2 separate regions of the Homo sapiens genome follow, and region 2 is linked to region 1. A link is an interaction called in ENCODE POLR2A ChIA-PET data of the cell type or tissue named here. Cell type or tissue: GM12878. All regions are shown on one strand. Links, peaks and the distances in the headings refer to the core of each region. The heading gives the core; the rest is flanking DNA. Region 1 overlaps ATXN1 (ataxin 1). Region 2 overlaps ATXN1 (ataxin 1).

Region 1 (16,804 bases), core at 3,896-11,895:
TCTATCCCACACCTGGTTTCTAGCGGCAGTATCTAGAAGGTTCCTTGCCTTTTCATGGGGAGCCACACATGACTGCCTGCTCTTCTTCCCATGAAGATAACATAAGGGACTGTCAGTTCAGACCCGGGTGGTTTAAAAGATGAAGAGTCCTGGCCTGGCGTGGTGGTGGCTCACGCCTGTAATCCCAGCACTTTGGGAGGCCAAGGTGGGCGGATCACCTGAGGTCAGGAGTTCGAGACCAGCCTGACCAACATGGTGAAACCTCGTCTCTGCTAAAAATAAAAAATAAAAAATTTAGCTGGGCATGGTGGTGTGAGCCTTGTAATCCTAGCTACTGGGGAGGCTAAGACAGGAGAATCGCTTGAACCCAGGAGGTGGAGGCTGTAGTGAGCCAAGCTCACACCACTGCACTCCAGCCTGGGCGACAGAGTGAGACTCCGTCTCAGAAAAAAAAAAAAAAAAAACAGTTCCGATTGACTCAGTGGTCTCCTGCTGTTCCTGAGACAGAGATATAATGCCCTGCAAATTACAGGGTACTCATGGCCAAATCTCGGGTGGGGCTGGGATGGGAGTAAAGATGACGTCAGGAAGGTATCCAGTTGTGGCAGAAACTGGTTAGTTGTTGAAAAAACAGTTTCCCTGTACTCCTTGACATACAGGCTGACAATTCTCCACTTTACCTGCAGTTGACTATGTCCACATGACTAAATTCTGGTCAAGGGAACATGGAAGGAAGTGGTATATGCCAATTTCACCAACAAACCTCCCAGGAGACTGCTCACTCTCTCGCTTCCCCACTTCTCTCTTCTGCCAGGTGCAGAAGATCCTTAGGGTCTCCCAACACTGAGGGAATGTCTGAGCCTTGCGATACAAGGACCCTGGGTCAGGGAATCACCACCATACAGACGCCCTCTCCAACTGCAGAACACCCCAAGTTATCCGTAACACCATCAAAAAGGAACTTCTACTGTGTTCCACCCTGAAGAGTTGGGGTTGCTTGTTATTGCAACATCCTTGCCCATTGTACCATCATCTCTTTGTTGCATCTCAGGAAATGTCCTTTACATTCACCTGCCCTGGACAATCCACTAGGTTTGTTTGTCCTCAAACGAAATGGCCTCACACCGCTGAGATTTTATAATACTTCAAGTTTTTATAGGTTTTCTCCTTCCTTCACTGTGGTTAGTAAGTTTAACCCAAGAAAGCCCTCTTATTCCTTCTAATCTATTTGGGAAACTGAAGAAGTGAATGTGTTGAATCACTAATCTTACTTTGAGTGTCCTTGTGAGTCAACAGGGCTCTGGGTTCACCAGGGCTTCATCTATAAGTATAATTCAGAATTTTTTTATTGGTCATTTTTCTCCTTCCCAAGAAGGTTTTTCCTATCATTTCCAGGTTTCAAGTAGGACCCACGTAGATTAGGGTCACAGAAATATGTATTCTGCCTAAGATAACTAGGATCATATCACTTTTATAACTAAATCCATGGAAGTGGCACCAAGTGAACTTTGTTGAAAACAGCTTGCTCACTTCATTCATTCACTATTCATTTATTCAGTTTACCTTTAATGGAAGAGGGGAGAAGAGACTGAAGAAAGACAGATGAAAGTGAAGAAGAGAAATAAGTTGTAACCATTCCCCACGCCTAACTCTCTATATATTCCCCTTATTTTATTCATAAGTTGTTAGAGGGTACAATAAAAACTAAGTTAAGATGTAATTTGAAATGGAGTCTGTCTAATCCAAAACCCTAGCTTTCTACCCTTGCTCCTTGCACAGCGATTTTCTGGAGCTGTCCACCCTCATCACTTTGTTGCATCTCTAGAAAGATCCAGGGATTAAATAATTATGTGCTTCCTGTGTGGTGGCCTAAGAATTAAGAGAAGTGACCTGTTTGATGCCTGTGTGCACCCTCTCTTTGACAAAGCATGGCCTGATTTCCCAATCCTTATGGAGCTCTGTTGAGGGTTACACAGCAAGGATTCTGCCTGCCTTTACCTTGCAATTGCTATGAGAATAAATTCAAAATGGTTCCCGAGTTCAGCATGTGACTCCCACTTCTGCTGCTAAAAAAACAAGACAGCTATTGTATTGAATGCACTCTACTCATCAGGCACTCTGAGAATGAAGGTGACCTGGCTGGTATATATGGGTCTGTGGAAAGACAAAGTATTTTTACATAGAACCATTGACTACCATTACAATTTTGAAATATGTTCCCTATAAAAAAAATACTGAAGTCAATACATTAGTTTAAAAGGACATAAAAAGAGTCTTTATTCTGCCAATGTGAACATATGTGCTTCCACAGCAAGCCCATAAAGGGAATCTAGAGGCTACTTCATGGAGTATTCTGCCATTTCCAATGTCCGCTCTACAAAAGATGTCATTCTTTTATACATTATTTTCTTTTATTTTATTTTTCTAGAGACAGGGTCTCACTTTGCCACCCAGACTGGTGTGCAGTGGTGCAATCATAGCTCACTGTAACCTTGAACTCCTGGGCTCAAGCAATCCTCCCACCTCAGCCTCCTGAGCAGCTAGGACTACAGACTCACAACATTACACTCAGCTAATTAAAAAAAAAAAACTTAAAGAGACAAAGACTTGTTCTGTCACCCAGGCTGGAGTGTAGTGGTGCGATCACAGCTCACTGCAGCCTCAAACTCCTAGACTCAAGTGATCCTCCTACATAAGCCTCCCAAGTAGCTAGGACTACAGGCTCATGCCACCATGCTCAGCTAAGTTTTAAATTTTTTTTGTAGAGATAGGGTCTCACTACGCTGTCCAGGCTGGTCTCAAACTCGTGGCTTCAAGTGATCCTTCCACCTCAGCCCCCCAAAGTGCTGGGATTGCAGGGGTGAGCCATCACGTTCAGCCTCTTTCTAAATTCTACAAAAAAACATGCATTCATATTATATCGTGCAATGCTATGTAAGTCATGTTTTAGATATGCCATGGCCGGTTCCTATTCCATGGGGAGTTCTCAGCATCATAAAGGTATTTGAAGTTTAAGTCTACATGTTGTAAAGGTGATGCTCAATGCTCAATTCTCAGACTAGAACCAGAACTTCCACAATTTCATATTTTTAAGAATATCAAGCAACTTCCACTTACAATTAACTATAAAAAGGGTTAATTTTCTCCTCAGTTGCCTATTGTCAATAAAATGTTTACTTGGCCTAATGACCGACTGATACCAAAAAAGGTATAAGGACTCAACTGTTAAGAAACAATGATGTATAATGTTGACTGAGAAAGGGACGGAGATCTTCGAAGACCTTCAAAACATAAATCTGATTACTGCCACCCATAATCAAATGTGTATGTCTAAGTCTTCCACAGGTGAATACACCTACGGTTCTGCCCCTGAACCGCAAGGCCATACCTCCCCAAGACTGACTCTGTGAGGGCTAACAGGCTATAATTGCTGACAGGGAGGTTTTCAGCTTGTCATAGAGATAAAAAAATATGGTTATTCTTGAGTAATAAGTGGAAATTCGTGAAATAAGTGATGAAAACAAGGGTATAAAGGCTACAGAAACCCTTTCCTACCCAACACAGAGTGAGACACAAGCCCAAGAGAAAACAAAAAGAACACAGCAAAGCCAGCCAGAGCATGACTTCAGGGTGTGCTCACTAGGTGATATTATCTACGTTGAAAAGACATGGTACCTGAAGATCAAGAGTTTGAGGTTTAAGCATGCATACACTTTTTCTGTTTTTTCTTCTATAAAGTTCAGTATACTTTTATGGCATTTTAACTTTCAGTTTTGGTACCTTGGGAACACAGCATCCTCTATCTTGGCAGAGTTAAGTGGGGCATGAATGGCCTTTTCCTAAGTAGAATGGTGATTTAACAGAGTTTTTATGAGTATGGTCCAACAGTAGACCTGACATTTTTATCAAGAGGACAGAAGTGTCAGTTTGAAAGATCTTCTAACACTGTTCATGGCTACTGCTAGGAACAGAGTAGGGCAATCTTTCCCTTCTTTTTATGTGGAGGGCAGGGACTCCTTAAGTAGGCTGACCTGGCCATTCATTCAGTCTAGCCTAAGCCACAGGCTTTCTGGCCCACATTCCAGCGTAAGCAGATGCTGTGTTGACATTCTTTTTAATCCTCCTTCCTCACCTAGAATACATTATTCCTCGATGTAGGCATGCAAATATCTGCTGAATGGATTATTTCAGTTATGGACACCAATAGTACCTGTCCAGTAAATATGACCCAGAAATCATCTTTGACTCCTTCCTCTCCATTCTCCAAATCCAACAATTACTAAGTTATATTATTTTATCCCTTCAAATACCTTTGAATATGTTGCCCCCTTTTCCTTTCCTGCCATCCTCCCAACACCCTCAAACGAATAGGCTCCCATTACCTATCTTTAATTCCTGACTCGCCTGTCCCCTGTTTCTCCCAACTCTGGCCACCCTACATACATTGTCACCGGTTTCAGATATATACACACAAACTCACTGAGCCCCTTCCATAAACAAGAACTGGGAACTCTGTGTCACCTCCTGCATTAACTTCACATTCCTCCGCCAGGTCTTAGTGATCCTTTAGCTCTGTTATCCCCACAGCTGTCAAATTCTCTTTCATACCAATCTCCAGCAATGCACATATAACTCCGCTGGCCCCTCCAACATATCCCATGCAGGCCATCTGTGTCCCTTCCTCATGCTTTTGTCCCTGCTGCCACTGTGCCTACAATGACCCCTCAGTTTCCTCCACCCATCATCACTACACATCCTGTTAAGGTCCCTGTCAGGCTTTGCTTCTCATAGGAAGCTCTTCCTGAAGACTCCAATCCCCAGCCATTTCTCATTCCTCTTCTGAACCTGACACTGGCACCCCATTACAAATTCTCAGTTGTCTGTTGTCATGGATTGCTCTATAATTGCTTCCTGTGGATTGGTATTGTGCCCTGAACTAGATTTTTTGTTTTGTTTTGTTTTTTGATGGAGTCTCACTCTGTCACCCAGGCTGGAGTGCAGTGGCCGGATCTCAGCTCACTGCAACCTCTGCCTTCCAGGTTCAAGCAATTCTCTTGCCTCAGCCTCCCAAGTAGCTGGGATTACAGGTACACACCACCATGCCTAGCTAATTTTTGTATTATTTATTTATTTATTTATTTGAGACGGAGTCTCGCTCTGTCGCCCAGGCTGGCATGCAGTGGCGCGATCTCGGCTCACTGCAACCTCTGCCTCCGGGGTTCAAGTGCTTCTCCTGCCTCAGCCTCTTGAGTAGCTGGGATTACAGGCATGCGCCACCATGCCCAGCTAATTTTATTTGTATTTTTAGTAGAAACGGGGTTTCTCCATGTTGCTCAGGGTGGTCTCGAACTCCCGACCTCAGGTGATCCGCCCGCCTCGGCCTCCCAAAGTGTTGGGATTACAGGCATGAGCCACCGCACCCGGCCTAATTTTTGTATTTTCAGTAGAGATGGGGTTTCACCATGTTGGCCAGTCTGGTCTCGATCTCCTGACCTCAAGTGATCTGCCCACCTCGGCCTACCTAAGTGTCAACTAGGTTTTTTTGAAGATAATTTTAGATTTACAGAAAGCGGCAAAAATAGTACAGAGCTCCCTTGTACCTTCCACCCAGTTTCCCCCTATATTAACAGCTTACAAAGCCATAGAACCACGATCAAAACTAGAAAGTTAACCTGGGTCACGACTACTCAACAAACCGTAGGGTGTATTAGGATTTCACCAGTTTTTGCACCAAACAGGCTTTTTTTTTTTTTTTCCTGTTTCAGGATCATACTTAGAATTTTATGTGGTCATATTTCTTAGTTTCTGCTAATCTGTGACAGTTCCTGAATCCTTCCTTATCCTTAAAGACCTTGACAATTTTAAGGGGAGGGGTCAGTTATTTTTTCGAATGTCCTTCCATTTGAGTTTGCTATTTTTTTCTTGATTAGAGTGAGATTATGCCTTTTCAGGGAGGATATCAGAGATGACACGCCCTTCTCAGTGGGACACACGATGTCAATATGTATCACTGGTGACATTAACCTTGATCACTCAGTTAAGGTGATGTCTGCCAGGATTCTTCACCGTAAACTTTTATTTTTCTCCTTGTAATTACTAAATGTTTGGGGTAGGGATATTTTAAAATTCTACGAATTTCCTGTTTCTGCATATACTTTTGCCCGCTCATTCTAATCCATCTAATCCACATCTGCCCATCTAATGCATCCATCGGTGGGACTTTCTCGTGGCAATTCTTACTATGAGTTCTAATGATGTTTTCATACTGCTTCCTTCCTCGTTTGTTTATTAACTGAAATTCTGCTGCAGGGAAGAGTCATTCCTTTTCCCTTATTTATTTATTCATTGGACTCGTTGGATATTTTATTCTTTGGGTTATAATCCAGCATTTATTTCCTTACCCAGTTATTCTAAGCTGTAGCTAGATATTCTACCATTTCAGAGCAGACACAGCCACATTGTGTCCTGTGTTACAGGTTGTCCCTCATGTCTTAAGACAAGAACAGGCACACAGCGGGTATTCAGCTCATCTGTTCATTCATTTGACAGGTTATCTTGAGGGCCTTGTGTTAGGTGTTAGAGTTACAAGAAATAAAACAATTCCTCTGTCCGAGTGGTTTACAGCCTAGTTAGAAGAGACCTACAGGCACATTTGCAAGTCCTTATTAAAAGTATTAGGCAAGTACAGCAATGGCCCAGAAGAAAACATAGTCAACTCTACCTGGAGAAAAAGGGGTGTGGCAATTGGTAGGCAGGAAAGACTTCCTTAAGACCAAGCAGCATCCTGCTTCCCTTCTATTGTACTGCTTGCTCTATAAAAATCAATGGGCATATAAAATTTCTAGAGACACACGCCATCACACAGTTAGCAGGTACTCCAAGCCCCTGAATCTTCTAAACTAATTCCCCACATCAAACCTCAAGGGCACACTATTTAGGAAGATTTAATGCAATAAACTCAGACTCTTTATATAGTGACTATGTGCTTTTCTAGGAAAATTGGAAACAGCTAAGGTAAAAAAAAAAAAATCTGAAAAGTCATTTGTCTTAATCCAGTCTTCAAATCCAATTTCATCGTTTTTATTCCTTCACAGGGAATAATGAAGAGCAAATAAGGAATATCATCAGAGAAAGATGGACTCCCTAAGTCTCTTTACTTAATTCAATTTTCTTGTACTGCTCTTACAGTATTTTCCAAACAAAGCTGTTCTTTTCTACATATGATAGTTCAGCCCAGCAAATGTCCTCAGGAATAATAAACAAACAGTGGGGGCATATTTTCTGCCACAAATTACACTCTGCAACATTCTTCATCCAAAGCATTTTCAATTCCAAGCAAGCAAAGACACAAGGAAAATACACTGCCTTATTACAAGAACTGCACACAATAGAGAATCTGTATTCAGACACTTATTGACACTTAAACCTGTTAATATGTAACTCCTACTATTGTTCTAAAGGATGAATAAGCAAATTCTCCTGCACATATAATGTTACATCATGCACTTTAATTACAATAGTAAATACTGCCGAAAGGAATTTTACTTTCACTGTTTCATATCACCTTTTCTAATTAATGTCAATGTGTCTTTTCCATGTAAGAGAGCATACAGCAGAGGCACATATGTGTTGTGTCTTTGTGTATCTGCCCAAATGTACACATATTCATGAATGCACATACAAATAAGCTCTTATGCACACAGAGTAACCCCCATGTTAGCATGCATTTATAAATACAGCTGGCCCCACCCCGAGCATGCATGGAGTATACACAAACAGCATAAAGGCCAGTTGACTTCCTTTTGCTTTTATAGGAGATTGACATAAAAAGCTAAAAAAAGACAAGTAGACACTTCATGGAGCCTGTGATTAAGAGAGAAGCTAATGAGACAGATGGGCTGATGCATAAAGGGAACTTCAGCACACCAGCCCACACTCAGTAAAGATTTACCGTGCTTCACTGTCTCCGTTTCAGTCTTCATCATGTGGCATGCTACTTACATTACTCTTGTCCCCAGACCACAGACACACCCCGCTTTTCTCTGCCCAGACCTCCCTAAATTAGGATTATCAAATGACACAAGATAGCAGTCTTCTGCTTTAATGTTGTTATTCAAGGTTTACTCACAGGCAATATTTACTATAAAATCTTGTGGTTTGGCCGGGCACGGTGGCTCATGCCTGCAATCCCAGCCCTTTGGGAGGCCGAGGAGGGTGGATCACCTGAGGCCAGGAGTTCGAGACCAGCCTAGCCAACATAGTGAAACCCCATCTCTACTAAAAATACAAAAATTAGCCAGGTGCAGTGGCGCACACCTGTAGTCCCAGCTACTTGGGAAGCTGAGGCAAAAGGATTGCTTGAACCTGGGAGGCAGAGGTTGCAGTGAGCCGAGATCGTGCCATTGCACTCCAGCTTGGGCAACAGAGCAAGACTCTGTCTCAAAAAAAAAAAAAAAAAAGGAAAAAAAATCATGTGGTTTACCGCTTAACAGAGAGTGGACAATTCTGTTACAGGGCTTACCAGAATATTTTTGGAAAAATTCTGTAAACATAGAAGAATTTCTGAGCCAGAAAAATGAGAAGCAGAAAAAATAATTCATATGAATTTTTAAATTTTTATACAATAGATTTTGCCTCTGATATGACTGCTTCTCTAAGCTATTTCCACATGTGATTACTGTCTCTGAGAGCTCACTCCATGCCATAAGAAATTGCAGAGTTATAGAAATAGCATATGTAGAGGGCTCTACAATTTACAAAACATTTTCAATGCATTATCTCATTTGATCATCACAATACCCCTGTGAGACAGATATTATAATTATTTCTATTTTATAGAGATGCGGAAAAAACCCTCAGATTTTGAGTGATTTCCCTAAGGTCACAAAGCTGATAAGTTGCAGAACTGAGATTCAAAACTAGAATTTCTGATATTGTATTTCATTTTCTCCCACTACATTAATTTTATTACATTTTTCTTGAATTCATTTTTGGTTCTATTTTATAATAGTAGACTCTATAAATTCTGCTCATTACATAAACATTTTATGTGCTTCTAAATGAAACTGACTCTTTAATCTCTAAATTTTTTGGTAACGTTCTATTTTCTGGTTAAACTAAAATGCCCAGGTTCCCTTATCATCTGCTTTCTTTATTCCCTGGAATCTTCCTTTTGAGAGATATGATGTTCCATTATCTGAGGATCTGAGGATTTCTAACTATGTTGACAAATCTTCCTTTTGCTTTTTAAAAACTGTTGCTGCACATATTGCTGAGTAGCTTTCAAATTTATCCACTACGACTTCCACGCTCATATCCTAATATTTATCACAATGGCTACCCCATTCCAGAAAATCTGAAGAGTTCTACATTTGTACTCAACCACATCTACTTCTCGAATCTTCTTTCTCTGTCACTGTTATTCCCAAGATCCTGGAATTAAACAGAAGAGTTTTCCTTTCTGGTCAGTCAGTTCATCCTTCCAGAGCCAGCCCAAAGGGTGCTTTAACATCACTCCTTCTCAGCTGAGTACTTTCTGATGTTATAACATGCTTACCTACAACACTATCTTATGCAGGGGGCAAAAGGAAGAGGTAGCTTTAAAAAGACAGATCCATTTATGTGCCAGCACAGCCTGATAACTAGAGTAGCAGGAAAAAGAGAAAAAAAAAAAAATCACAAGACGATAGATCAATGGGACATTAGATAAGCCCCCCTTTTTGGGGTGTGTGTAGGGGATTCTTGACTGTGGTCACTATATTCCAGCAGTGACACAAGTTAGAGCTTCTGGGGCTGAAGTCCGCATTGTCTAAACAGGACAGTCAGACTTTGGGGCAAACCATCCTCCCATCTTATTGCCCAATTCCACTTTCCCTGCTGTTTTAATGGGATTATTTTGGAATCTGCTATTTCTGTCTCACTCCTTTTCCCCAAACTGTCATATAAGTACTGCAGCTTGACTACTTCCCAGCTGCCAAATTTCACTCCAGAGATGGCTGTATTTCAGTGGCAAGTGAAGTGATGATCCCTCTGTGTCATCGAAATACTCATTTAAGGGGTTAAGCATCTGGAAGAGGGTTGCCTTTGTGCATGAACAGAGTGTTTTTGTTTTGGTTTGTTTTATTGTCTATCCTGGAGAAGGAGGTCATTAGCTCCACCTGAGCAAGATGGAAGACACACACCAAAAAACACTCTATGCAGCCACTAAAATGCACGGGGAAAACAGAAACAGTGACCGCTTTTCATAGGTTCTTTTCCACAGGGACTTCAAAGTCTTAAAGCATCAAGGTTGCAAAATGATGGTAATTTTTAGAGGTGGAAGAAACCTCTGAGAGCAAACCACTCATGTTACAGATGGAGAACTTGGAAGCACAGGGTCACTGAGTACCTTGGTCAAAGCCCCCCCCCCCCACCCGCCGATTCATTCCCAAGTCCAAGGGCGTTTCACTTGAATTTTGAATTTGGCTTTATCTGCAGACACACTCAGAGTATCACATCTCCGTCAGTCAAGTCAAGCACAGACCCAGCTTCTAAAGCACACGGCATCAGCACTGAATTCTTGTTTTGTTTGGCTATGTTTATTTGTTTAGGTACTCAGGAAAATCTCCACCAGGAAAAAATACAGGGTGTTGAACAGAGGGGGAACAGAACACAGTAGATACAGTAGCAAGAAATGTTTATTGAGCATTGACTATGTGCCAGGCCAGGCAATGTTCTCAGGTTTATATGTATACAATTCTGACAGTGGCTCTGTGGCTCCCATTTTAGAGAGAGAGAGAGAGAGAAGAATGATTATTTTGGAAGAGAAAACAAGAGGGACAGCATATAATTGCCAACTCAAAAAAAAACTACCTTCCCAAATTTTACTAAAACATTCAGCAAAAATCTAAAAAATTACCAGTGATATACTTCTCACTTATTCTGAAGAGATGATCCTTCTTAATACTTTTGGCATATAGCTGCTTCTTGCTAATAAAAAAAAAGTACTTCCAAGATGTTCTGTATATTATTTCCAAATCTTATAACAGTTGTTTCAACAATCAGTGAATGAATGATTCACTATTTGAACACTGATGAAATGAGAAGCACTAATGATATTCAGGGAGCACAGATCTTGAGTTAGGGAGAAAGGGAACTGGATGTTCATTTTCTCTTCCACCGCTGAATCCTATAATGTCAAAAGCTCTCCTATCTCACATTCCTGAATTTAGAAAACATATTTAAATGCTTCATTTCATTTGATAACCTCTAAGAGAAAAAAATAGTGATTTGAAAAGTACCATAGAATACTGTCATTTTGATAAAGCTGTATGAAAGTTGGATTTCTACCTCGAGTTTTGCCCGCACTTTGAGTAGTATGGTTTGCCAACATTGAAAGCAGCATTAGTGTAGCAGGGGAAGGTCTGTGCAGCAGTCTGCTTTAGGGTAGCAATAAGAAAGACAAAATTGTAAGCTTTGATATCAACCATTTTCTAATGTGTTTTAAGAGTAAACACAGATGATGGAATAGTCTACCTTATTTCATGAGAGTTATTACAACTATGTGAATGTTTCCATACTGACACCAGAAATCATATTATTTATAAAACTTTCAAAGAATAAAATGCTTCATAAAGAAGCCTGGTAAGTTATTTTAAAACTTTAAAGTATCCAAAATAGTTTAAAAGCTACGCCTACATATAAAACACAATATACTCTTGAATCTTTGACCCTACATTTTTTCGCTTTTCCTAAAAAAATCATTAAATGTCTCAAAATAATGCCTTTACCCAAACTGGCTATGAATTATGGAGGCTATCTACAGATTGAAGGAAGGGTGGGAGAAAAGGGAAGGGCATATTTATGCTGAAAGATAAATTTTGGGGAAGTCTGTGTTTTAAATACTTAATATCAGTAGGATTTTCTTAACCTTAGAAATGTACATTTCAACCTTTTTCATTTCATTTTCAACCTTATGATATAGATGTAGTCGAAGGGTTGAGAGGGACTCACAACCCTACAGTTTTTCTTTTTGTGTTTCTGTAGGATAAAGGAAACATTTCCTAAGAGCTGAGGGGCGGGGTGGGTTACATACGGTGCCTGAAGGGGAAAAGACCCCATGTTCGAGAATGCACTGTGTGTGTGTGTGTGTGTGTGTGTGTGTGCGCGCGTGTGTGTGTGTGTGTGTGTGCTGGGTGGGTGTGTGGATGGGGAGTAGGGGATGATATGGGCAACTCAACTGGACATGTTAAAGAAAGAAGAAAACATCTGGGTAGAGTACGTGGTGGATGTTTGAGGGCCCGAAGAGAGCAGCTGACCAGGGAGGGATACAATAGAGAAAAAGGTTCGTCAAAGACAGTAAATCCGAAGCTAAAAATGCAGCCTTTACCAAATGCAGGTCAAGGCCTAAGGAGATAAAAGAAATCTCTGAGCAGAGCCTGTTATTTAAGAGACCACTAAAAGCACCCAGGAATGGAGGGAGGAAGGTAAGAAGAACCACAATCCCACAAACAATGCTGAGTGGAAGGGTACCAAATAGTAAAGAGGTCAAGATGTGACAAATGGAGGGGCTATTATTTAGATCTGGAACCTAAAATCTGTTTAAAGTGAACTAAATAAAGTTAATTATGCATGTGCACAAAAGGTAGGATTAATTATATAATTAATCTCACTCTCTGAGGTGAATTATAGTGGGTAAAGTAAGAAAAAGGATATGGTTAATAAGAGAACAAGGTACACGTGTTCTGGTGCACCTCGATTCTTCCTTTGGGTGGTTAAGAAAAATCACCATACTGTGATAAAGACACGGTGACATCCATCTTTCTAACATGTTTGTAGAGTTATAAAAAGTAAAAGACTCATTTCACAATTTCTTAAGGATATGGATTGTCAATAAGATGCATCATTTACATTACCTAAATTGAGAGATGAGTAGCCCGATGATCTTTACTGGCCCTAGCAACTGTGCATTCGAGGGGTGTTAGACAGTACGCTTCTCTCCTTACCTTCTTCATTTCCTGGCCTGGTCCGGCTGTCAACAATCACAACCTCATTGTCAGTCCCTGACTATTCTCTGGTTCTTTCTGTTCTATGCCTTCCAGATCAACAGGTCTGTCTCCCCTGGTTTCTCCAGTTTCCAATTTCAGATGCACCTCTTGCCTCCTTTTAGAATGGTCCAGTTCATCTCCCCTGTTCCCCCAAACCAGTTATGATGGTGTTGACTGTATCTCCCTGAGAACTGTAAACTCCATTAGGGCCAGTCTTTTGTCAATCTTGTTTTCCTCCATTATCTTCAATGCCCAGCCCTATACTGGGACATAGCTGCCCCTAAAAAGGCCTTTGCTAAATTAATAAATGAGTGAGGAATGACTGAATGGGATTAAAATTAAAGACCTTGTCTCAGTTTCTCACAATTCAAAAGTTGTGCTTTAACTTTGTGCTGGCAAAATCCTAAGACACCCCAAAGTCCCCATGGGACTTTGCGAACTAAGATTTCAACAATGATTCTGCCTGGTCTTGCAGATAGGTCTTGTACATGAATGCAAAAATGGTGTGGGCAACCATGTGCAGTATATGGAAACAACCAAAAACTGCTGACCACAGATCTGAGGTCACAGCACAATTAATATGGTTAAGTATTTCCCACTCTCCTGTCTCCCTAGAGAAATTTATTCTGGTAAGCCCTTGACAACCAACACGTCTGCATTTCTGCACACCAGCCAGTGATCCACAGCAAGAGAATCCTTTCTTCCTCTCTGAGTCTTTATTGATTTTGTAGTTTGGGAGGAAGCTAAGTGCTATTCAAATACCAAATGTTCCATATGGTAGTGTTATTACCATTCCCACTACCGTTACTTGAGGCCTTCTACCTACACTCATGAGGTGCCTCATCAGAATCTGGCAGAACATTATGAACTCTTTTCCTGACCTATATTTGCTAACACATTTGTTGTCCTCTCTCCCTCTATGAACTTATTAATTTTGTTGAAATAATATACATGTGTGTATAAATCCAAGTTTTGTTTTCTTATTCATCCTCATAGTCACAGGGGAATGATTTATGACACATTAAGGAGGTATTCTTAAGCTAACATGTCTTAATTAGGAATTCAGATATTCCTCTTCTGCTGAGAAATACAGAGCTGTTCAAATTAGACCAGAAATTAGGGCCAAAACGAATGCAGCGTCTACATACACAAGCTCATAGCAGGGTAACCAGTGAAAGGCAGAGGCTGAAGCCGTACACGTCGTTCTGTGTTTGTCTCCTTCATGCCAAATGATTCTTTGACCACTTTTCCTTTCACTTTTCAACGTTACGATGGAGCCAAAGGGTCAAGAGATTCACAAACCTACAGCCTTCCCCTTCATGCATCTGTAGGATAAAGCATGCGTTTCCTAAGAGCTGGGTGTGGCGGGGGGGTCTCTTCATCTACCTTCTCTTTCATTTATTTAGTGAAATGAAGCTTATTTAGTAATGACGGGAAGAGATGAGCCAACTAGGGCAGCTCACATATGGTGCCAGACGGTGAGGGACTCTGTGCCCAAGGCACTTGCTGTACCACAGGAGCTAGGCAGCCCTGGCTGGGAAGGAAGCTCTGCTCTCACCCAACGGCTGCTCCAAGGGTGCCCCCAGCCAGGTGATCCAGACAGCCATGGTTTCAAAGCTCTGTGAAAAATGGGTCTCTGACTTGAAAACTTGAATCAGGAAGTCTCTCCAGGACTGGGATTACTCCACTAATACAAATTAAATCCATTCAGAAGTATGCTAAACCCTTTTTGTAGATACTAGAGGAGGATGAAAAGAGGGAGGAAAGAGAGGCAAAGTAATTTTGGAAGATTAGGATTATACTATGGTTCATGCCAATACCCTACATTTGTTTACTTCTATATTGATCATTTTCTCAAATGATTAAATACTCCTGAAATAGGAGTTTTAACGATTTTAAACATTTCATATATATTATTTGCAGCAACACCCAAGGGAGAAGGGTACTATTATTATCCGAATTTTACATGCAAAGTAACTTGCCCAATGTCACACTTCAAGAAAACAGCAGAGCTGGAATTTGAGCCCAGGCAGCCTGAAGCTTGCAATCTTATCTACAGCTTTTCCATCATATGGCACTAACATAGTTATATTTAATCATGTTCCCGATATTGGACATATATATATATATATATATACACACACACACACACACACACACACACATATACACATATATATATATACACACACACATACATATATAGGCACATACATATTTTTAAACTAATGAGCAGTATAACTTCAGATACATATCTAATAAAATTTTTTTATTAAATACCTTTTTGCTCTTTTTAAGAAATGAAAAATTATGCTTTCCACTGAAAAATGATTGTATCTAGTGATTTCATAGTTGTCTAAAAATACTTGGCCAGAAAGGAAGAACTTAAAATTCCCTAGGACCCTTCTACTCCTTCTGGATTTAATATTATTTCTGAAATGTCGAAATCTGGTAAGTTTCAAGGATGCTGCTGTCTAATGGAGGAAGGTTCTACAAAACAGTACAATTTACTTGACTTACAAATGACCCCCCCCACCCCCAAAACCCAAAATACATGGAAACACCATTTTGCATAATCAGTCAGCAAAAAACTCTTTTTGTTTTCAAAATTCTCAGCATTGGAAAACTGTATTAAGTAGACGCTCTCATAAACTGCCTCTGGAAATACAAACTGGTATGACTTTACTGAAAGTAATTTGGCAACAAGTTACCAAAAGCCGTAAAACTTGAAAACTCTTACATTTACCAGTATGCTGCTAAGAAATTAGCCTAAGGAAATAATTTGTAATGGGAACTAATACAGAGCTATAAGAATATTTTTGGCATCATGAAAGCAATAAAATGTCTGGGTGTGGTGGATCACGCCTGTAATCCCAACACTTTGGGAGGCTGAGGTGGGAAGACTGCTTGAGGTCACGAGTTTGAGACCAGCCTGGGCAACATGGCAAAACCTCATCACTATATAAAAAAAAAAAATACAAAAGTTAGCCAGGCATGGTGATGTGCACCTGTAGTCCCAGCTATTAATACTTGGGAGGCTGAGGTGGGAGGATCACTTGAGCCTTGGAGGTGGAAGCTGCAATGAGCCAAAATCATGCCACTGCACTCCAGCCTGGGTGACAGAGTGAGACCCTATCTCAAGAAAATAAAAAGGCAAAAAAATTAGAAACGGCTAACTGTCCAGTTAGAAGGGATATAAATTAAATAAATTTTAGAATGTTTACTCAATGGTATACTAATCATTAATAACTATACGGTAGAAAAATATCTGTTGCTATGAAAGATGTTCAGAATTATATTGTTAAGAGGAACAATACTCTTAATAATCTCTACTACTTCTACAATCTCTACTACCATTTGATGTTTGTCTCTCTAAGTGAATTTATAAATCTATAAATTTATAAATGCCTTCAGAATTATCAGCAATGCCTTGTCATCTATCCTAACTAGTGACCTCAAAATAAGTAGAAGTTATTTCCTTTCCCATAAAAAAGCAAGGGTTCCATTTTTATAAAAGAGACAGTAGGAAAAAATGGAGTCTACATGAATAGACATGTGTATGTTGTGTGTGTATGTTTGTGTGACCAGATATGTATACACCCCCACCACTATCTTGGGGACTTTACAACTCAATGATAATTATTTTCCTTTAAAGCTTTTGGAGATGTTTACCTGTACCATGTGCTTTCATCACAATGGAGAACCATAAGCTATCAGTTCCTTGCAGCAGATCTTTTCACGAAGATTTTGCTTGAGTAGAAAGGGTGGCAGTGGAGAAT
Region 2 (16,804 bases), core at 3,480-11,479, 81 kb after region 1:
GCCTCTCAAAATGCTGACATTACAGATGTGAGACACCATGCTTGGCCAGGAATTTCAATTAGGCCTCAACGAATGAGTGGGAGTTTACCAGGCAGAGAACAAGAGTCTCATGCGAGAAGAAACAACAGGGACAGGTGCATGGTTATTATATACATAGTATGTTTAAGAAGAAAACAAATATTATATGGAGAGATGGAAGGGATGGGAGTCACGGGAGATGAGATTTAAATGGTAAGTTGATAAGGAATTCCTAGGGGCCTTAGAGGCCATGCAGTGAAATTCACATTTTACCTTATCAGGAGCAGAAAGCTAACAAAATCCTTTCAATTATTCATTTTACTTCACCATATTCATTTGCTACCAAAGGAGTATTAAAAAACACACACACACATGAATTGCCCTAATATTAAAAATACCTTCATTCTTGTTTTCTTTACTTCTAGCCTTTGTGGATAGGCATAGATTTTTGTCACTGCTTTGTAATCAATGTGTTTGCACAATTTTGAAATATGAATTTTATACTTAACATTTGTTGGGTTTAGCCGAAAGCTGCCTTCTTCCATATTTTAAGTTTGGCCTAAAGGTTTCTCCGCATGCAGTGAACCGTAACCTACCTGGATGTGTAAACAGGCTGTAACCTATTCTTGTACCAATCTCTGGGTTTCGGCGAATCACAGGCAGCCTATCGTTCAAACCCTGTTCAAATAAGGCGAACGCTGAGCTGAAACCAATCTGGCTGTTTCTGTACCTCACTTCTGTTTTCTGTCCGTCGTTTTCCTTTTTCTGTCTATAAATCCTCTCCAACCACACAACAGCATGTCAGAAATGCCCTGAATCTATTCTAGTTCGGGAGGAAAGGAGTAGAGAGGAGCTGCCTGATTTGCAAATAGTTCTTTGCTGAATTAAACTCTGTTAAATTTAATTTGTCTAAAGTTTTTCTTTTAACACATTAGATTATGAGTACTTTTCCATATTTCCACATACTACCAAGGATTTTCAAGTGTAGGAGTAATTCAATCAGACCCTTTCTTTCATATGAGAATTCTCAAAAGAGTAGAATAAATGGAACACAGAAAGAAAAGACTTTAAGCAAGGGGCTTCTTGGAAGCCACTGCAGCAGTCCAGGCAAGTGATGCTGAAGGTCTGCAACAGAACAGGGGCCCGAGAGTGGAGAAGAGTGGGTAAACTATCATATTAAAGAGGCCAAACTCAGACTGGGGGCAGTGGCTCACGCCTGTAATCCCAACACTTTGGGAGGCTTAGGCAGGCGGATCATGAGGTCAGGAGTTTGAGACCAACCTGACCAACATGGTGAAACCCCATCTCTACCAAAAATACAAAAAATTAGCCAGGTGTGGTGGTGCGCACCTGTAATCCAAGCTACTCAGGAGGCTGAGGCAGGAGAATCCCTTGAACCTGGGAAGCAGAGGTTGCAGTAAGCTGAGATGGTGCCACTGCACTCCAGCGTGGGTGACAGAGAGAGACTCTGTCTCAAAAAAAAAAAAAAGGCAGAACTCCAGCATATGAGCTAGGGATGAAGCAGAGGAAGAGGAGGTGTCCAGCATCAACAAATGGTGAGCTAGTGACCCTGGAGCCCATAAACGTAGGACAATGACAAAGTCAGGTTTAGATTCAAATTGAAGACACCTATGTGATATCCAGCTGGAGTCATGTGGGAGGAAGTTGGAAATCATTGAGCTTAAACTCTGAAGAGAAAGAGACAGAAATACTAGTTGTGTGTGCAGAGTTGATGAGGACATCATGATGGTGCAGATGCCTTCAGGGAAAGCATGTGCGGTAACAAACTCTAGGTCACTGCTTTTCCTTTTTACTCCAACAATGTGCACGTGTGCCAGTTTAATTCTGATTTCTTCTGATGCACGGCAAATGCCTCCCTTCAAAGCTCTCAAATTGTCACTAAAGAAGGGGACCTACCATGTAAATCAGCATCTGTTTTGATGATGCCTGTTAGAAGAAAGTACATTGCATTTCCTGAATGGGTGTGGTTTTACTCACAGCTATACAAAACCACACAGCTTCTCTGAAGGACTTAGACAATCATTAGCCTGTGATAGCATCAGCAAGAGGAACGAGTTAGAACACATTTAACAAAAGGCATTTTGGGTGCTGCTTTACCGAACACTGGCTTAAGTACCTGAAGGGAACTACACTCCTCTAAGCTGGAAAGCACTGCGAGAGCTTTCTAACGATGGTCTTTAGTGGGGGTACTGGACTGGCGCTTTTCCTATTTACATCTGTTCCAAAAGCAGTACCTATGATTTAGGTGGCTGTTTGGAAATCATGTACCTCTCAAGGATGCCTCACGGTAAACGATACAAGTGACACAGTTTCTAACTAGACAAATGCTCTTTTAGAATCATTTTTTTCTGTTTTCCTACCATGGATGGTTACTTGCAAGGAAATAGTTTACATGGACCACTAAAGACCTCCAAAACAGAAATGCCAACATCTGGCATTTTGCTAAAATCCTGTACTCTATAATTTTTTAAAAATCTCGCCCCTCATTACTCCTCCACCTGACATCCTTTTAGACAAAGGCTCAAAGTCAATTATGCAGACAATGGCACCTTTCTCTTCTGTAGCTGACAACCTGGCTCTTGCCTTCTGCAACCCAAAAACAGCCCTCGCTCCCATCAGATGGAAAGAACTACGCAGAGGAAAATCTAGTAAGGTCTCCATGAAGCACATATTAAAAGCCTAATGTGCCCTTAACATGGCTTCAGCAAACTGGGCTTTTTTCCTTCACTTAGATGAGAATTTGAGAAGAATCCACTCGGTAATACCTTTCTGCTCGCCAAACCTCCTTTAGTCAAAACTGAATAGAGACCTGGGAGAAGATACTTCTCCAACACTGGGCTTGAAGGTGCTTGCTTTTTCACACAAACTGAATTCAGGATTGCCACAACTTCTCCAAGCAAAACTGAACTAAGCAACAGCCAAATAAAAGAGAAAAAGTTGTCAAAAAAAATGTGTTAATGCATTTGGTAGTGGTTAGATTAACAGCTAATAAATGTCCTGATGGCCACGCTGGTTCCTTTCTAGGCTAGCTAAGCTTCTGTGAGTTCTTCTGTTTGGATTCCATCTACCAGGGCTGGAGCCACCAGCAAGGGCATTCAGGAGGTGCACCAGAAGCAGCAACGCCCTGCAAATCTCTCCTGGATCATCCAAGACCAGGCATGCCCTTGCTGGAACAAGAGGCGGACGGAAGGAGAGGGCCAAGTGTCACCACTGCAGTCTGCTAACATTGGATTCAAATCCTGAATCCACCACTGTGCACTGTAGGTGCTTTGATGTGCGTCCACTAGAGCTAAACTTGATCCTTTTCAGCAGCGGGACCGCTCTTCTGCCACCAAAACTGACAACCTGCGAGGCCTAACAGCTGAAAGAAATACCACTCAGAATAAACTGCCAAGGGTAGCAGGTGTGGCTTTGGGAGCCAAGGATAAAGCTTCTAGTTTAGCACAGTCCGGTTCCTATCCTCAGATCTTTCTCCTAGCCTGCTGCTCCAGCCCAGCTCCTCATAGCTGATGTCCCCACTATCCCAATCTTAGTCAGGGGCTCCTGTCATTACCACCAACAGAGTTAGTGATTACAAAAGATAAAGAGACAAAAAAAGATTTCCAAAAGAGCCTCTGCCCTAGGGGAACACTTTACGTATTTGGAAGAAAGTGGGTTTCTAAAGGTTCAGAGAATATGCTGACCTCACATCCTGAAAAAGCTTGGCAACTGAAGAGGGAATGCAACCCTCATGGCTTGATGTTGCTTAGGTCAACAAGCAAATATTTCCTGGACACCTACCATAGGCTCAGACCTGGACCCTTTGCTGTGGGAGAGGAGGCAAAGAGGAGGATGCACAATTATTTTCAGATAGTTATTCTCAAACCTCAGTGTGCAAAAGTTAACTAAGGTGAGTTTCCTGGGTTCTACATCCCCAGAACTTCTGATTCATAAGCCTGGTGTTGCTGAATCTGCAACTTTAATAAACATATCCAAGAGATTCGGAAGCAGGAGGTACTGGGATTAGACCACCCTTGGGAAACACTGGTCTGTGATTTGATTCCTGCCTTGAAGCCATGTGCAACCCATGTGCAATTGTGCTGATGGCAAACACTCACAGAGTAATGCACAGCAGTACATTCTGTAAGAAGCAGGCCCTAAATGTGATAGAAGTTCATAAAGAGAGACTGCTCAGGGCCGGGCGCAGTGGCTTACACCTGTAATCTCAGCACTTTGGAAGGCCAAGGCAGATGGATCATGAGATCAAGAGATCAAGACCATCCTGGCCAACATGGTGAAACCCCATTTCTACTAAAAATAGAAAAATTAGCTGGGCACGGTGGCGCATGCCTGTAATCCCAGCTACTCAGGAGGCTGAGGCAAGAGAATTGCTTGAACCTGGGAGGCGAAGGTTGCAGTGAGCCAAGATTGCCACTGCACTCCAGCCTAGCAACAGACCCAAGACTCTGCCTTAAAAAAAAAAAAAAAAAAAAAAAAAGAGAGAGAGAGAGAGACCAGTCAGTGAAGTCCTGAGGATTCAGGGAAGACTTTGTAAGTGACAGCCAGGATTTGTGGTGAGGCAGAACTTTGATAGAGATAGTCCCCAAGCAACTGTCTTAATCAAACCTCCCGATTCAGCATGACAAAGTGGCCATGGCATACAGCATAAATGGAGAGGAAGATACAGGATAGAAAACCACCAGCAAACAGGTAAAGAGGGTTCCTATGTTGATTACAGGAAGGATACTGTCACCAGGAGAATCACAAAACTAGCACTTCCAGATAACACTGTGTTTGCATTTGCTTTCTACCACATTCATGTGGTTTCCTGCACTTCATAATTTAATATTTGTAAGAGAAAAAAAAATGCTGTTATGAAACCCCAATAATGCATCACTTGAAGGCAGAAAGCCAGCTGCTAACAAGAGTGACATCTGAGCATCATTTCTGAAGCTCTGCTTCAGAAAGGGGATGTTTAGTAAGAAAGAACAATAATAAATGCTATTCAACGTAAAACAAAGTGTGGGGATCCACAGGGTTAACAGGCTGGCCGGTAACCAGTAACACAATGACGGCAAGCACAGAGAAGGAAAAAGTCAGATCCCCTAAAGAAAAACAAAGGACAGTATTTCAAAAGAAGCCTATCTCACTTATTTGGATATAATATTCAGGCCAGGCACAGTGGTGCATGCCTGTAATCCCAGCACTTTGAGAGGCCAAGGCAGGATGATTGCTGGAGCCCAGGAGTTCCAGACCAGTCTGGACAACATAGCGAGACCTCGTATCTACAAAAAAATGGAAAAATTAGCCAGGCATGGTGGCGCGTGCCTGTAGTCTCGGCTACTGGTCTGTGATGATGATTCCTGCCCTGAAGCTGTGTGTACCCCTGATGGCGTGATGACAAACACTAACAGAACAACACATAGCAGTGCATTTTATATGATGCAGGCCCTAAATGTGACAGAAGTTCATAAAGAGAGACCAGTCAGCGAAGTCCTAAAAATTCAGTGAAGACTTTATGAATGACAGCCAGGATAGTCCCAGTCTCATATGGTCCCAGCACAAGCTACGATTGCACCACTGCAGTCCAGCCTGGGCAACAAAGAGAAAGAAACCCCGTCTCAAATAAATAAATAAATAAATAAATTAAAATTAAATACATAAAAATGAATATAATATTCATAAAGCACTGTGCCACATTTTTTTTTAATGTTGCAAGGGAATAAATTATTTACTGCGGGCCGGGTGCAGTGGTTCACATCTGTAATCCCAGCACTTTGGGAGGCTGAGGCAGGCGGATCACCTGAGGTGAGGAGATCGAGACCATCCTGGCTAACATGGTGAAACCCCAGCTCTACTAAAAATACAAAAATTAGCTGGGCATGGTGGCACGCATCTGTAGTCCCAGCTACTCGGGAGGTTGAGGCAGGAGAATCGCTTGAACCTGGGAGGTGGAGGTTGCAGTGAACTGAGACTGTGCCACTGCACTCCAGCCTGGTGACAGAGCAAGACTCCATCTCAAAAAAAAAAAAAACAAAAAAATTATTTACTGCAGATGCTGACAGTCCTGTTTGACCAAAGGGCTGGCTGTCAAATGGGCAAATGGGGCCAGGAGGGACCCCCCGAGGACCTGGCTCCTTTCCTCCACACTGGTTGATACAATGAGCCCCTCTGCAAATGACCACCAAGCCTACACAGAAATTCTGTTGGGCAAGAACTGAAGTGGATAATTATTTAATTCATTGCACTAGAGGGAACTGAATTATAAATTTGCAGGAGACCTTGGAGATCAGTTAGGCACATACATCTTTAAAGGCAAGTCGTTCCAAGATGATGAGCAAGTTCTCCAAGGTGACCAAGATAGGTGGGGCAGACCTAGGCTTCAATTTGAGGACTCTGCTTCCAGGTAATATCATGAACGGGGTTGATAAAAAAAAAATTCCTGGAAGTCCACATTATGTTGGTGTATGCTCTGGAATGGTTTTATCATTTATTTATAGTTTAGAGTGTTTGAATTCCAACCCCCAGACTAAGACTGTCATTCAAGGGCCCATGTATACTTAAAAGTTACTCAGTAAATGTTTGCTGAACAGGACTTGGAAACCCCCATCATCTTTCACCTTGCCCATCACAATAGTCATGCATCATTTAATGACAGGGATATGCTCTGAGAAATGCATTGTTAGGTGACTTTGTCACTGTGCAACATCACAGAGTACTTTCACAGGCCTGGATGGTACACCCTACTACACGCCTGCGCTATACGGTATAGCTTATTGCTCCTAGGCTACAAACCTGGACGGCATGCTACTGTAGTGAATACTGTAGGCAACTGTAACACAATGGTAGGCATTTGTGCCTCTAAACACATCTAAACATAGAAAAGGTACAACCAAAATACAGTATTATAATCTTTTTTTTTTTTTTTTTTTTGAGATGGAGTCTCGCTCTGTCGCCCAGGCTGGAGTGCAGTGGTGCAATCTCGGCTCACTGCAAGCTCTGCCTCCCAGGTTCACGCCATTCTGCTGCCTCAGCCTCCCAAGTAGCTGGGACTACAAGCGCCCGCCACTACACCCGGCTAATTTTTTTTTTGTATTCTTAGTAGAGACAGGGTTTCACCGCGTTAGCCAGGATGATCTCAATCTCCTGACCTCGTGATCCGCGCGCCTCGGCCTCCCAAAGTGCTGGGATTACAGGCGTGAGCCACCACACCCAGCCCAGTATTATAATCTTATGGGACCACTGTAATACGTGTGATCTGTCGTTGACTGAAACTTCATTATGTGGCACATGACTGTATTTGATCACAAGACGCAAAAAACTTGCCATTAAATTGAATCTACTTCCTCTCGTGCGATTAATCCCTTATGTTTTCAGCTAAAATGGAGTATCTGGTAGATGTAGTTTATTTGCTGTTTGTGTGTTTAGTTGTTTGGGTTTGCTTTGTTTTTGCTTTTGTTCTTTTTTCTAACCACAAATACATTCTATTCAGATCATACTATTCTGCAAGTTTCAGAAACAAACACATAAAGTAAATGCGGTTGCTCTCTCAGTGCTCTGTCACTAGGACAACATTTTTTCAAATGTCCTGTTATTTAGGATGTAGAGAAATAGCAATACGCTTGAAGAAGAAGTTCTGGTACACCAGTGAAGTGATGCCCGATGACATTTAAAGCTAAAAGATGTCAAGTCTTTTGGATGACTTACCAAAAACCATTTGTGTTTCAAGACCATCCGTGCAGGCTGAAATCCACTCTTTCTCTCTTGTTCCTGGTCTGCAGCAGCACTAAGTTTGAAGCTTCAAAATAGACTCTTTCACTATGCTCCAGTATGCTGCAGTCAAACAAAACAAAATACCAAGTCAGAATGAAAATGCCACTTCAAGCAGTTAGTGGATATTCAGGGGGAAATCCCTGGCCTTTCTCAAATGTATATTTCATAACCTCAAACAAGCATGTTAATTATCAGGATGAAGCCATCTCACTGCTTATCTACATAAGGTGCCCTAAAATACTGGAGGTGGGGTGTGGGAAGGAAGAAAGAAAGAAAAAAAAAACAAGCATGACACTGGGGGAGGTAGCAGGTCTTGAAAATCAGAATGTACACCAGTGGGAATGCACTTGCAAAATTTCAAGTTTACCGATTGAAAGATGTGAATAAAGAAAAATTCAGTACGTCTAAGTGATTAAAGACTGATGTGCAGTATCAAGGGCAGAAAGTGAAGAAAGTTTGCTTCAAATGAAAGACTCAGACTAATCAACTGATGTGAATACTTTTTAAATAAAGAGCTATTAAGATGGAACAAAAAAGATAAAGCATAAGAGAGAGAACATTTTCCATTTTGCCCTATAAGTAGGTAATGCATGGGTTTCCCTTGTGTGATTCTTGATAAATACTTTCTCCACCCAAGCTGAAAAGCAGTAGTTACTTTACACACTGAATATGAAATGAATGTTTAAAATATGCATGCCTCTTTACCCCCACTCAGAGCAGCTGATAAAGCCTACACATTAGAACCTCGTCTGACAAGGTCACTCTGAAAAGTTCCTTTCTGCCTTGTGAGCTTTTAACGCTCACTTGTCACAGGCTGTTGTTAAAGCATCTTCTGATGCTTAGTCAAATCCACCCCACTGTTTGTTTTTTGACAATGGCCATTTGAGAGCCTAGAAACAGTCTTCCAAAGGTGTCTGCCTCCTTTTTTAGCCTTTTATGAGCTCATCCTCATCTATGTTGAAAACCCATCGGCTGACTGTCATCCAGTTCCCTGAGTATGGTGGCCACATCATACTTGTAACCCTAAACTCCATAAATCTCCAAAGGTCCCACGGTGATCATCAAAGATTGGATCAAGTGACCAAGTTGTAAGAAAGAGGATATGCTCGTATGCCTCAGAAGCTTACTGTGTGAATAACTAATTCCTTGAAAGCCTTCTGTAACTATTACTTTATGGAATAGTCAACCTTTTTTTCGGGACGTTTGAGGAGTTGTGTCTATCTGTGGTTAAATTCCTGGGAACACTAAAAACTTTTGAGGAGGAGAAAGTGTCTCTCCGTTAATGTTTAAACATGTGAGTTGAGATAATGCCATTCAATTTTCCATCTAGCCGGAGGAACAACTGCCTGAAAATGGCAAAAGCCTTTTTTATTTTTTGGATGCTATCAGTACCCACAGAAAATGGGGTTGTAAGGATTTTATTAGTTTTATGTAACTCAGCTCCCACTCAAATGTGTAAGGCAACATACTGATAGAAATCAACATAAGCCAGGAAGTTCAAAGCATGACAAACTGTCTTTACTTTACCGGCTTGGTAAAAACAGAATTTGGAGAGAGGAGGAGGATTTAAACAAGTTCACTGCAAGTTACTGGCTTGTATCAATCTTTTCTTTTTTAACTAAAAATATCTTGCTGCATTTCTCTTATTTGTTACCAACTTCATATCTCGAGGTATTCTATAATTGGAAGAGGTCCTTGACGTTTCATTCCAATGTCTTCTGCAAAGGAACCTGCTGACCCAGGGAGGTTGACATACCTCTTTTTAAAGTCATACAGAAAGTTAATATGTACTTTGACTGGATTCTGGGTTCAACCACTCATGCTCATTGACGCTTAATGGACATAAACTCATTTAATGAAATGTAATGCGGTTTTAGTTTGAAAAATTTACCAGTAGCATGATACTTCCTCATAGTACTCTCTTTCTGTTTTGTTTTTGCCATAAGAAAATAAATTCATTTCTGGATTATATTATTTTCAACTATCTTGCAGCAAAATCGATCTGGGAGAGGCAGAATGGTCCCATTTGTTACTTTAACAACCTTCACCAGCTGCCAAAGCTAGGTGTCCAGAAAAGTAAGGTTTATACTATTCATACAGAAAAAAAAAATAAGGACTCATCTAAGTGACAATATTTTCCATTCTTACTTATATCTGTAGATGTGAAGGAGTTGGAAGTGATTCATTCTGTGATTTATCGCTGACCTTCATTTGCACATACTACAACAGCTATGAGGCAACTCTTATCAAAAGAAAACAACTGAAAATTCTACACACTTCTTTTTAAGCAATAATTTCAATATGCTTCCCTCTTTCAGCAAACTCTTTATCAATACCGTTAATAATAATCAACAAAACAAACTGGCTTGGGTTTAATCTCTGTCACCTATCCCTTCTTGTTTACCATTTGAAGTTATCATAAGCAAAGATAAGGCCAAAAGCCCAAAAAGCAGAAGAGAAAGCACAGGGGCCTAGGGCATTCACAGATATGCCTGCATATGTGAAAGTTGGCTATATTTTAAAAAGGATCTCACTCCAGAGGGTTTTCCAATTTGATAGACATTTTGGTGAAAATTTTCTGAACAGTTATAAGCAACAGCAGCAGCAGCAAAGTATGGGATATCAACAACCTATAAACAGTGACCTGGGAGTCATGAAATATACTTTTTAGTCTTAATGTTGTAGCTAATTGGACTTTTAAATGTAAGTCACGGCCTTTTAAATAAAATTAGTTCCTAATCTATCAAATAAAGGAACTTATTAAATGTTTGCCATAATTAATTCTCAATTATAATTTGTTTTTACATGTATTTGAATGTTTCAAATCAAATAAAATCATAACAAACACAACTATCTTATATGATTTACTAGACCCACTAAGTATATCTTTATTCAAAAATGCAACAATTAGACACAGATTGCATAATAAGAGACAAACAGGTTCTCAGTAGAATATCAACTCAGGGAAAAAAGAGGTTTATTTTGTTTTGGTTTTTTTTTTTTTTTTTTTTTTTTGAGACAGAGTTTTGCTCTTTCACCCAGGCTGGAGTGCAGTGGAGTGATCTCAGCTCACTGCAACCTCTGCCTTCTGGTTTCAAGCAATTCTCCTGCCTCAGGCTCCCAAGTAGCTAGGATCATAGGTGCCCACCACCACACCCAGCTAATTTTTGTATTTTTAGTGGAGACGGGATTTCACCATGTTGGCCAGGCTGGTCTTGAACTCCTGACCTCGTGATTCACCCGCTTTGACCTCCCAAAGTGCTGGGATTACAGATGTGAGCCACCGCACCTGGCCCAGGAAAAGGGTATTGTAATCAATAAATAGTGCTGGGAAACCTGGCTCTTCGTTTCGAAAGAGATTGCTATCTTACACCATATGGAAAATAAATTCTAGATATATAACTAAACATATAAACATGTGTTTATACAAATATACATATATAGCATTTATTATACATATATATTATTTTACAAAATATAGAAAAATAATTTTATAAGCATGAAAGGCCTTGTAGGCCATTGTAAAGATACCGACTTTTAAGTAAAATGGGAAGACCAGAGATAATTTTTAATGCAGTAGTATCATGATCTGCCTTACATTTTAAGGGCTCATTTGGTCTGATTGTCAGGAATAGACCATAAGGGGATATAAATTAAAGCACAAGTTACTGTTATAAGCAGCCTGCAGGATGGCTTCCAGTGATCCCACCTCTTGGAATTCATGCCCTTGTAAAGCCTTCTTGAGTGTGGACTGGATTTAGTGACTCAATTCTAGCAAACAGACTGTGGCAAAGGTAATGGGAGATCATTTCCAAGACTGGGTTACATGAAGATGGTGGCTTCCATCTTGGGATCTTGCATCCTCTTCTGGGTTACTCACCTGGGGGAGGCTGACTGCCAGGCTGTGATGCAGTCCTGTGGAAGGGCCCACATGGCATATCACTGAGGCCTGCTAGCATCTATGTGAGTGGATTTGGAAGCAGATCCCTACCGCCCCCACCCTATCCTTCAGATGAAACGTCAGCCCAGGTTAACAACTTGACTACAACCTCATGAAAGACTTGGAGCTAGAGACACCCAGCTATGATATGCAGTGATTCACACTTAGAAAAACTGAGAGATAATAAACACTTGTTGTTTTAAGCCACTAAGATTTGGAGTAATTACTTACACAGCAGTAGATAACTACTACAGTTACAATGTATGAAACACTCTTCTGGGAACTTTACATGACTTTTTACAGTGGGAGAAACTGAGCCCCAAAGAAGTTAAATCACCTGTTCAACAGCACACATACATGGTAGAGGTGGGACTCAAACTCAGGCCATCTGACTCCAGAAACCAGGTTCTTAATCCCTGCATCACACTACCCCTTTAAGAACCATTTTTCCTACTTTAGGTGTGCATGCCTGAAATTTGACTTTCCACTGTAGAATATGCTAAAATCACACAATTTGCACAAGCAATGAAGCATCTGCATCTTCATCAAACTTCTTTTTTTTTTTTTTGAAATAGAGTTTTGCTCTTGTTGCCCAGGCTGGAGTACAATGGTGTGGTCTCAGCTCACTGCAACCTCTGCCTCTCAGGTTCAAGCAATTCTCCTGCCTCAGCCTCCCAAGTAGCTGGGATTACAGGCACACGCCACCACGCCCAGCTAATTTTTTGTATTTTTAGTAGAGACAGGATTTCACCATGTTGGCCAGGCTGGTCTTGAACTCTTGACCTCAGGTGATCTGCTGGTCTCGGCCTCCCAAAGTGCTGGGATTACAGGCGTGGGCCACTGCACCCGGCCATTCATCAGGCTTCTTAACCTGCCACATAGCTCTACAATTCTTGCATCTTTGATACCTTAACTATATCATAAGCTATATTCAGTTGTCAAAGAAAACAGAAAGGTAGCCTCTTGCTGTTTGAAGAGCAACCTCAGTATGGTTCTTCCATTTCAGTCTGGTTAATTTGCGTCATTTAACTATTAGAGAATTTCCAGCACCATTTGCCAACGCTGTAATAAATAGTCCTATAAACTGAATGTCTTTTTGCAATTGTAAAGGGTTTTCCCTGAAACTACTCAGTGGTAAGGAAAAGAACAAGATACTGAATAAGATAGCCACAGTATTTTCTGTTTGGATTTTTTTTTTTTTTTTTTTTGAAATGGAGTTTTGCTCTTGTTGCCCAGGCTGTAGTGCAATGGTGCAATGTCGGCTCGCTGCAACCTCTGCCTCCCGGGTTCAAGCGATTCTCCTGCCTCAGCCTCCCAAGCAGCTGGGATTACAGGCGTCCACCACCATGCCTGGCTAATTAATCTTTAGTAGAGACGGGGTTTCACCATGTTGGTCAGGCTGGTCTCTAACTCCTGACCTCAGGTGATCCACCCACCTCGGCCTCCCGAAGTGCTAGGATTACAGGCAGGAGCCACCGTGCCCGGCTGGATTTTTTTTTAATATAGGAAAAAATCAATTTTCAGTTGGCAATAGAAAGTCACTAAGGATTCAAACTGTACGAAGTGTTTCAGTAGGAACCGGCAAGACCAAAAAATTTTTTAAAAAGAACTTTTGAATTATATAAAATACAGTGACTATTGTCCCTATAATTATTATAACAAATTAAGATGTTTCTATTCTTTCTGTGGCATAGACATGTGAAATACAGAAGGAGAAAGAAATTCTCGCTGCACTCCTGCCTCAATACAAATTTAGAATGGCACTGTGCCGGGAAGAAACTGGTGCTGGGTGGTGCAAGTATCAGTCTCATGTCTTAGGAAGATGATGCTCATCACGCAGCAGCCAGGAGCATGTTTTTTAATTTTTTATTTATTTATTTATTTATTTATTTATTTATTTAGAGACAGGGTCTTGCTCTGTCACTTAGGCTGGAGTGTAGTGGTGTGATCATAGCTCACGGCAACCTCGAACTCCTCAACTCAAGCAGTCCTCCCAGCTCAGCCTCCCAAGTAGCTGGGATTACAGGTGTGACCCATCATGTCCGGCCAGGAACATGTTTTTGATCCATACTGATGGAATATTCTTTATTTTGGTCTGACTCTTAGGATTGTACCCACAACCAATGGAAACTAAAGCACTGGAAAGAAAGAATCATAAAAAGAAATACAACAAAACCCACTGCCATTTCTAAATCTTTCTGTTACCCAAAGTGACTGTGTTTTATTAAAGGCATGTGATGCATCACCGAAGGTATTTTTTGCCATTTAAAAATACCAAACAGTAGTAACAGCTCAACAGCTAGGCTGCTACCACTTAACCTGCAATTTGGACAATTTTGTGGGGATGAAATTACTTTGTCTTATGACACATGGAGCAGATGCTACTAATTAACACACAAAAATGTCTAAAACAGAGCTTTAAAAAAACATATGCATTTGGAAACAGAAGTAGAAACAGCTTCAAAGAGTATAAGCAAAATGGCATAATACAATGAATGAAGAGTATGTTTTTTTAAGAAAGTCAATCAGATTCGCAAGTGAATTTTATAGGCCTCTCTCTAAATAAAGTATGGATTTGAAGGAAAATGTCTTGCTTTTAATTTTTTTGTTAACGGAAAGAGGGCAGCCCATATCATATACCAGCCGGTACGTTCCATAGGATGTTATATTCCATTGTGGAACATTATGTTGTGCCAAAATTAAAAGGAGGATAAAAAAAGGTTGGGATAATTTGTTTTTAAAGGTTGGGATAAATTTGGGAAAGACTTTGGAGGGTCTCATATGTTCATGTGTATTGTAAATCTATGAGGGGAGAAAGCACTCATCTAGGCCCAAAATATATTTTACCACAGAACACTTTTTCCAGAAGAAAGGTGAAACCAGTGGACACAGGGTGTAGACACTGACCAGACTAGGCCAGTGGTCCTCACACTTTTGGTCCTCACACTTAAAAGCTCCTTGGGTCCTCAATAAATTTTAAGAGTATAAAGTTTCCTCTATACTCCTAAAATTTATTGAGGACCCCAAGGAACTTTTCATTAGGTAGATCATATTTAACAACTATTATACCATATTAGAAGCAAAATTGAGAAAAATGTAAAATATTCATTAGTTCATTTAATAGAAATACTAATATACCCATTGCATACTACATGAAATAACATCTTTATGAAAAAATAATTATATTTTTCAGAACAAAAAAGTTAGTGACAAGAGTGAGATCCATTTAGATTTTTGCAGCTCTCTTTAATGCCTGGCTTAATGGAAAATGGTTAAATTCTCTTCTGTGCCTCTGAATTCAGTTTTCTGTGATATGTTGTTTGGTTGAAGTATGTGGAGAAGATGTGGCCAATAGTTTCAGCAATTGTGGATATTCTTTTTTTATATCATACCAAAACTCAATAAGTGGTAGTTTCTTAAAGGGGAGCAGCACCATGGAATCTGAAGCATAGAAATAAACTCTAAGTATTCTTTTATATTAAAATTCATTAGTCTATCTTGAACTTTGGATGGATCTTTAGCTATGCATGATTTTGTAACATCATACCCTGGTCATTTGGAAAATTATATTAGTTCAGTGAATTATGCAAATCTTCCAAAAGTTGACACATTTCATTACACAATATCATCACACATCATATAGCCTCTGAAAAACTCCGCTGTACACATGGAAGAGAATGGGAATGGAATAGGTAAATAATGTCTTAGTATTACCATAAAAATAATCTTGATCTTACAGATGTCCCTCCAGAAAAGGTCTTGGGTGGGGGTGGGGGGGTTCCCAAAGTGAGAACTGCTGACCAGGCAGACATTCTAAACCCCACAGATCCCTACTGGAAGTAAAAGCACAGAACTCTAGGTTTCCTTCTGGCCTCAATTTCCATAATTCCCACCATTTGTCCTCTTGGGGATCACTGAGTACAACCTAACAAAGACCATTAACCCATGTGGTCAAGAACATGAGATAAACCATGAGGGCACCAGAGGGAAGAGTTATCTGTGGGCGGAAAACTGTATTTACTTGGATTCTACTAGGCAAGAAACTGTGAGAAGTGTGCATTTTTAATTTTGTTTTATTTTTATGGGTACATGATCGTTGTGCATATTTATTGGGTACATGTGATTTTTTGATACAAGCACACAATGTGTAATGGTCAAATCAAGGTATTTGGGATACCCATCACTTCATTTCTTTTTGTTAGGGACATTCCAAATTCATTCCTCTAGTTATTTTGAAATATACAATAAGTTATTGTTAACTATTGTTGCCCTATTGTGCTACTGAACACTAGCTCTTATTCCTACTATCTAACTATATTTTTATAGCCACTAACCAACCTCTCTTTATTCCTCCCTCCTCACTACCCTTTCCATCCTCTGCTAACCATCATTCTACTCTCTGTCTCCATGACGTCATGTTTCTTAGCTCCCTCATATGAGTGAGAATATGTGATATTTGTCTTTCTGTGCCTGGCTTATTTTACTTAACATAACGTCTTCCAGTTCCAGCCATGTTGTTACAAATGACAGAATTTCATTCTTTTGTATGGCTGAATAATATTCCACTGTGTATATGTACCTTATTTTCTTTATCCATTCCTTCATTGATGGAGACTTAGATTGATTCCATATCTTGGCTATAATGAATAGCTGCAACAAACATGGGAGTGCAGGTATCTCTTCAATATACTGATTTCCTTTCTTCTGGATATATACATGACTTTTCTTTTCTTTCTTTCTTTTTTTTTGGAGTCTAGCTGTGTCACCAGGCTGGAGTGTAGTACTGTGATCTCAGCTCACTGCAACCTCTGACTCCCTGGTTCCAGTGATTCTCCTGCCTCAGCCTCCCGAGTAGCTGGGATTACTGGCACATGCCACCACACTCAGTTACTTTTTGCATTTATAGTAGAGACGGAGTTTCACCATGTTGGCCAGGATGGTCTTGCTCTCCTGACTTTGTGATCCGTTCGCCTCGGTCTCCCAAAGTGCTGGCATTACAGGTGTGAGCCACTGCACCCAGCCATGACTTTTTTTTTAGCAAACACTTTCTTCCAATCTAGGCTTTAAGAATCT

Evidence for each region. Peaks named below come from ENCODE experiments on the same cell type or tissue, not always from the same donor. Only the 100,000 strongest peaks of a DNase experiment are listed, where the experiment ranks them.
Region 2: POLR2A ChIA-PET joins it to region 1 with 14 read pairs; 2 of 35 experiments call an interaction of 5 or more read pairs at or near these places.

What each region holds. Positions count from the first base shown.
Region 1 is chr6:16,569,083-16,585,886 of GRCh38, forward strand. It overlaps ATXN1 (ataxin 1), which reads right to left. Exons shown (of 8, transcript NM_001128164.2): 4 at 16,698-16,804. Among named protein-coding and RNA genes, the nearest start is that of ATXN1-AS1, 180 kb to the right of the region's middle. In GM12878, for the core only: no CTCF peak of the experiment used is centred there; a DNase peak (open chromatin) is centred at 7,949.
Region 2 is chr6:16,650,051-16,666,854 of GRCh38, forward strand. It overlaps ATXN1 (ataxin 1), which reads right to left. Exons shown (of 8, transcript NM_001128164.2): 3 at 7,726-7,851. Among named protein-coding and RNA genes, the nearest start is that of ATXN1-AS1, 100 kb to the right of the region's middle. RefSeq lists an enhancer at 4,947-5,036. In GM12878, for the core only: no CTCF peak of the experiment used is centred there; no DNase peak of the experiment used is centred there; H3K4me3 peaks cover 522 bases; H3K27ac peaks cover 652 bases.